Linked DNA regions of Homo sapiens: region 1 is linked to region 2. A link is a contact called in ENCODE Hi-C or POLR2A ChIA-PET data. All regions are on one chromosome and are shown on one strand. The core of a region is the stretch at or near the end of the contact, and the rest is flanking DNA. Distances in the headings are between cores, read along the strand shown. Region 1 overlaps FNIP1 (folliculin interacting protein 1). Region 2 overlaps FNIP1 (folliculin interacting protein 1).

The links. A loop is a pair of places that touch in the nucleus more often than their neighbours do. ChIA-PET counts read pairs that join two places held with the same protein, here RNA polymerase II (POLR2A). Pooled maps may share reads with other maps.
Region 1: a map of CD4-positive, alpha-beta T cell shows a loop between it and region 2 (2.0-fold over the local background). The contact joins two enhancer-like sites. A Hi-C loop is called at or near these places in 2 of 168 maps with a recorded cell type or tissue (CD4-positive, alpha-beta T cell and transverse colon) and 6 of 50 pooled maps. POLR2A ChIA-PET finds 5 or more read pairs at or near these places in 3 of 52 experiments (IMR-90, activated CD4-positive, alpha-beta T cell and endothelial cell of umbilical vein).

What each region holds. Positions count from the first base shown.
Region 1 is chr5:131,745,913-131,748,900 of GRCh38, forward strand. All of the region lies in intron 1 of FNIP1 (folliculin interacting protein 1), which reads right to left. Among named protein-coding and RNA genes, the nearest start is that of FNIP1, 50 kb to the right of the region's middle. Within about 2 kb of position 1,524, at least 4 of the 41 ENCODE cell types and tissues checked have a DNase peak (open chromatin) inside an H3K27ac peak, as active enhancers do.
Region 2 is chr5:131,671,058-131,673,903 of GRCh38, forward strand. It overlaps FNIP1 (folliculin interacting protein 1), which reads right to left. Exons shown (of 18, transcript NM_133372.3): 14 at 448-1,867. Among named protein-coding and RNA genes, the nearest start is that of RAPGEF6, 37 kb to the left of the region's middle. Within about 2 kb of position 1,319, at least 11 of the 41 ENCODE cell types and tissues checked have a DNase peak (open chromatin) inside an H3K27ac peak, as active enhancers do.

The sequences.
Region 1 (2,988 bases), core at 274-2,773, 75 kb after region 2:
ATTTTCTAGGAGTAAGGTGGAGGGAAAAGTGTAACCAGAAAAGGGACGTAACAGGTGAACTGGCGCAATGACTATGTTCTCTGTTTTGACCAGATAGTGCTGACATGGATCTTTACTTTACAGTATGTATTTAAACAGTACATCACATTTGTTTTATGTACTTTTACATATCCATTACATTCCACAATTTAAAAGATTAATGGGGTGGGTGAGGCAGAGAAGAAGGGAAAGAGAAAACAAACCAAATGACAAATATCTGGTAAACTGAACACAATACAAATGACAGGACAGCTGCTAAGAAATGGGAGAACAGACATGCCAGGAGCTGTTTCTCATTAGTTACAACAGGCTATTTATTTTTTATAATTTCAACTTTTAAATTCAGGGGGTACATGTGGTGCAAGTTACATGCATATATCTCATGATGCTGAGGTTTAGGGTACAACTGATGCTGTCACCCAGAGAGAGAGCATACAACCCAACTATTAAGTTTTTCAACTCTTGCCCCTCTCCCTCCTGCCTTGCTCTACTAGTCCTCAGTGTCTATTGTTGCCATCCTTATGTCCATGAGTATCCAATGTTTAGCTCCCACTTATAACTGAGAACATGCGGTATCTGATTTTCTGTTCCTGCATTAATTCACTCAGGATAACGGCCTCCAGCTGCCTTCGTGTTGCTGCAAAGGACTGGATTTCATTCTTTTTTATGGCTGAGTAGTATTCCATAGTACATACATACCACATTTTCTTTATCCAATCCACCACTGATGGGACCCTCCCTAGGTTGATTCCATGTCTTTGCTATTGTGAACAATGCTGCAATGAACATACAAGTGCATGTGTCTTTTTGGTAGCTTTGTTTTCTTTTGGATATATACTCAGTAATGTGATCGCTGAGTCAAATGGTAGCTCTCTTTCAAAGTTCTCTGACAAATCTTCAAACTGCTTTCCACAGTGGCTAAACTACTTTACATTCCCATCAATGGTGTGTAAGTATTCCCTTTTCTCCACAGCCTCACCTGCATCTGTTATTTTTTGACTTTTTAATAATAGCCAATCTGATTGATGTGAGATGGTATCTCATTGTAGTTTTGATTTGTCTTTCTCTGATGACTAGTGATGATGAGCATTTTTTCATGTTTGTTGGCTGGTTGGATGTCTTCTTTTGAGAACTGTCTGTTCATATATTTTGCCCACTGTTTATTGGGGTTGTTTTTTGCTTGTTAAATTGTTTAAATTCCTTATAGATTCTGTATATTAGACTTTTGTCAAATGTACAGTTTGTGAATATTTTCTGCCATTATGTGGGTTGTCCACCAGGCACAATTCTTCACTTCCTTAAGAGAGCCTTAACCCTAACTCTGTCAACGTATGTGAAACTATGTGTAACCGGCAACATAAAACATCTTCATCCCAAATTCTTGACAGAAAATATAATTTTGGTTTTCTTCTGTCTAATCTTTAGTAAATGTCTGTGTGCTAGTAAATGATAAAGACCTACCTAGACATCCAGGCTAAACCAGAGACTCCTCCTTAAACCACAATGACTTGCATCACACTGAACTGTTTCTACTAAATTGTGCTTTCATACCATGCAAAGGAAACTGTAAAGGAACAGACCGACAAAGGATGAAAATAGGGAAAGGGGTCTCACGGAAACCAGTGAAAAAGAACATTTTAGAAAAGAAAAAGAACTACCACGGGAGTCACTAAAAAGTATCCACTAGAGAAGCAAAAGTCATTGGTGACCATAGCAAGGACAGTTCTAAGGAATAAAGAGTACAGAGGTCAGATTCTAGGGGACTGAAGAGTGAATAGGAGCAGAGAAAACAGACAACTGGTAAGAAAAAAAGAGAAAGAAAATGAAACCTCAAGTAGAGTGAGAGTGACAGATATTCTGCTATTTAAAAAATGACACATCTGAACATGTTTACATATATGCTGATGACAGAATCTGAGGTGGAGGAGAAATACAAGGCCTCTGAGGAAGTAGAGAACAGGATATAGAGCACAAGTGAAAGCATTAGCTCAAAGAAAATAACTCTCACACTAGGATGGAAAGAAAGGAGATAAAGATGTACATGGGTGCAGAAAGATTTGTAGATATGAAGGTAAGGTGCGGAGGGAATCCATATCTAAGAGATCCATTTTCTTTGTCAAGCAGGTGAAGGCAAGTAAGGGAAAGGTGGTAAGATGTGGGGATAGTAGAGAGTAAAAAAGAGAATAGCAGTTGTTGGGAAATAAAATAGTCATACACCATATAACGTTTTGGTCAACAACAAACTGTATATATGATGGTGGTCTCATAAGATTATAATGCAGTTCAAAAACTCCTATTGCCTAGTAACACTGTAGCTGTCATCACATGGTAGCACAAAGTATTACGCACATGTCTGTGGTGATGCTCATGTAAACAAACCTACTGCACTGTCAGTCATATGAAGGTATTACGGATACAATTATGTAAAATACGCAATACTTGATAATAAAAGACTATGTTGGCCGGGTGCAGTGGCTCACACCTGTAATCCCAGCACTTTGGGAGGCTGAGGTGGGCAGATCACAAGGTCAGGAGATTGAGACCATCCTGACTAACATGGTGAAACCCTGTCTCTACTAAAAGTACAAAACAAAAATTAGCCAGGCGTGGTGGCATGCACCTGTAGTCCCAGCTACTCAGGAGGCTGAGGCAGGAGAATCTCTTGAACCCAGGAAGCAGAGGTTGCAGTGAGCCAAGATTGCGCCACTGCACTCCAGCCTGGGCGACAGAGTGAGACTCTGTCTCAAAAAAAAAAAAGAAAAAAAAAAAAAAAGACTATGTTACTGGTTTATGAATTTACTATACTTTTATCATTATTTTAAAGTGTACCCCTACTTATAAAAAAATTAACTGTAAAACAGCCTTAAGCAGATCCTTCAGGAGGTATTCCAGAAAAAGGCATTATTAGCATAAGAGATGACAGTTCCATGTGTGTTATTACTCCTAAAG
Region 2 (2,846 bases), core at 69-2,568:
TAGGTATGTAATGTTTCTCAAGCATGAATATTCTCCTTGCATACTTGACCCAAAGTATACATTCTCTGTTTTCCTCTTAGTCTTGGCCAAATCTATTTCTAACAGCTATTCTAACATCTCAGGGATTAGTGCTCCCTAACTGCCAGGCTCAGCATATGTCCTTTGGGGGGCATAAGTCACTCCTAAATGGCTTGAAACCTTCTAAGCAGTAAGAAATCTTATACTTATCAACCAGATCCTTTAACTTTTATTTGAGGTCTTCATAAAACCTTTCCAGGGTGTTTCTGGAGCTTAGCCTTTACTCCTTCTTATGAGTTAAGAGAATATGAAAACAAGAGAGCTATCCAGAACAATGATCTCTTTTATACTAACCTTCAGAGAACAGCTAAAAAAGAGAATGGTACATATTTATATAGGGCCCATTATAGGTGAAAACTTCCTACTTACCCAGGAAAAGGTATCTCATCCTCTTCTGCCCAATCTTCTTGCTCTCCTCCATAATAACTGCTAACTTGTCTAGTCATATCATGACCTGTATCTTCACTTTCACTATCCCCAAGGGCACTGTCTGAACTTTCATTTCTTGGAATGTCCCATTCAGTTCCTACAGCAATTTTTTTATCTGAACTCTCTTTATCCCCATGGGGGACAAGAATGGAGAGTGTATCTCTTTGGTCCTGCTGAGGAAAGCAGGTTTTACATGAATCTTGGGGAACTGTTTCTATACATTTACAAAATTCATTGTTCTGCTTGTTATTTTTTGTACACAATATTTTTGAAAACTCTAACATACAGCAATGGTCTTTACTATCTGTACTTGTTTTAAATGGAACATCATCAATAGTCCTGGTTTCGATTGAATCATCATTAAAATATTCGTCGAATAAGCTCATGCTTTCTGGGTCTGAATGATTCCAACAGGGAAGTTCACAGGGCTCTTCAGAAACCATGTTCTGTGTATCAGACTCTCCAGATTGGTCCTTGGTTGTTTGTTTAGTTTCTTGATGCTGATCAATAGCCCCTCTTTCTTCCTTCAATGGTTTGGTGTGATGTCTGGTAATCTGATCCACCACTGCCTGACTTCGAAGCTCAGTATCTGAATCAGGTGACATAGAATCCCCAATCAGGAAAGTAACCTTTGTCTGGGCAGCCTCACAAGAAAATGAAGCAGGCACAATCTTATCTGGAGGTTTTTTTTCCACAACCATTCCTGTGGATCTCATTGCTTTGCCTGTGTGACTGTCTGAATCCAGCAACTTCTCACTCTGCCATGTTTCCTCTGTTGACTCTAAGCCTGACTCTGACAATGCACATTTGTCTACTGGAACAGATCCTGTGCAAACAACTGTCTCTAACTTGGCGTCAAAGCAAGTTCTTAATTTATCTCTGTACTGTTTAACATCAACAGCATTTTCTTCTTGGCAGTCAGAAGGAGAAATCATCTGGCACTCATCTGAAATTCCTAGCAGCTCCTTAGAGCTGTTTTGAATATCTTCTCTCTCTTGTTGTGAAATGTTCTCTACATTTTGCCCAAGGAGTGGATGACTGCAATATTTACAGTTACAATTGGGAGTTCTAATTTCTTCTGACTCTTTAAAGAGCAAACTGCTTTTGTTTCTATGCATTGTGACAAGGACATACTCTGATTCTTCTATTTCACCTTTCTCTAAAGTGGTAGTAATTACTGTGCCTGGCATAACGATGGCTTCATCTTCTCCATTTTCTAAAAGATGCGTTTCTTGAAGTTCAGAGCATCTTATAAAATAAGTAAGAAAATAAAGTAGCCTCTGGACCATGTCTTGTCGTTTGCCAACTACCACAGTCCTTGCTAACCGTACGGGAGAGCCAATAGCGCCATACAAGTCTCCTGTAATGGAAAAAATCAGTTATTGGACATGTCCTTTACTGACACAGCTAAGTAAGCTATTTTTAATGATCAGAAACCTACTTCTTTTACTGTATGAGTAATAGTTTAGGTTTTACTCGTTTTTTTGTTTTTTTTTTTTTTGAGACAGGGTCTCACACTGTAATCCTGGCTGGAGTGCAGTGGTACAATCATGGTTCACTGCAGCCTCAGCCTCCTAGGCTCAGGTGATCCTGCTACCTCAGCCTCCTGAGTAGCTGGGACTATAAGCGCGTGCCACCATGCCTGGCTAATTTTTTGTATTTTTTTTTTTTTGTAGAGACAGAGTTTTGCCATGTTTCCTAGGGTGGTCTTGAGCTCCTGGGCTCAAGCAATCCACTGGCCCTGGCCTCCCAAAGTGCTGGGATTACAGGCGTGAGCCACCATGCCTGGCCTCACTCTTAGTTCTTTAACAGATGAGTGACTATTCAAGGGAGGAAGATGAGATGAATAATCTTAACCAGAGAGAAAGGTGAATTTAAGGGTTTTCTGGTTTCCTCTTTAAACAAATGCTATGGTTCAGAAACCTCAAGCAAAGAGTCAGTTCTGAAACTCACATATCCCAAGAATATTCTCTAACCCAGGCTCCATGCAGAGCATTTTTACCTTGTTAGAGAAGTACTGCCTGAAGTACTATGTACACAAGGATTCTGTAGCTGTGTCCAATCAAGAAAAGACAAAGCACAATATCCACTGGCTTGCAAGGAGAGGAAAGGAGTAGTGGTAAAATGGAGCAAAGCTATAGTCGTCACACCACACACTTAACCATTCCTGATTTAAATCATATCTCTGGGGCCGGGCACAGTGGCTCACGCTTGTAATTCCAGCACTCTGAGAGGCCGAGATGGGTGGATCACTTGAGACCAGGAGTTCAAGACCAGCCTGGCCAAGATGGTAAAACCCTGTACCTACTAAAAATACAAAAACTAGCCAGGTGGTGTCG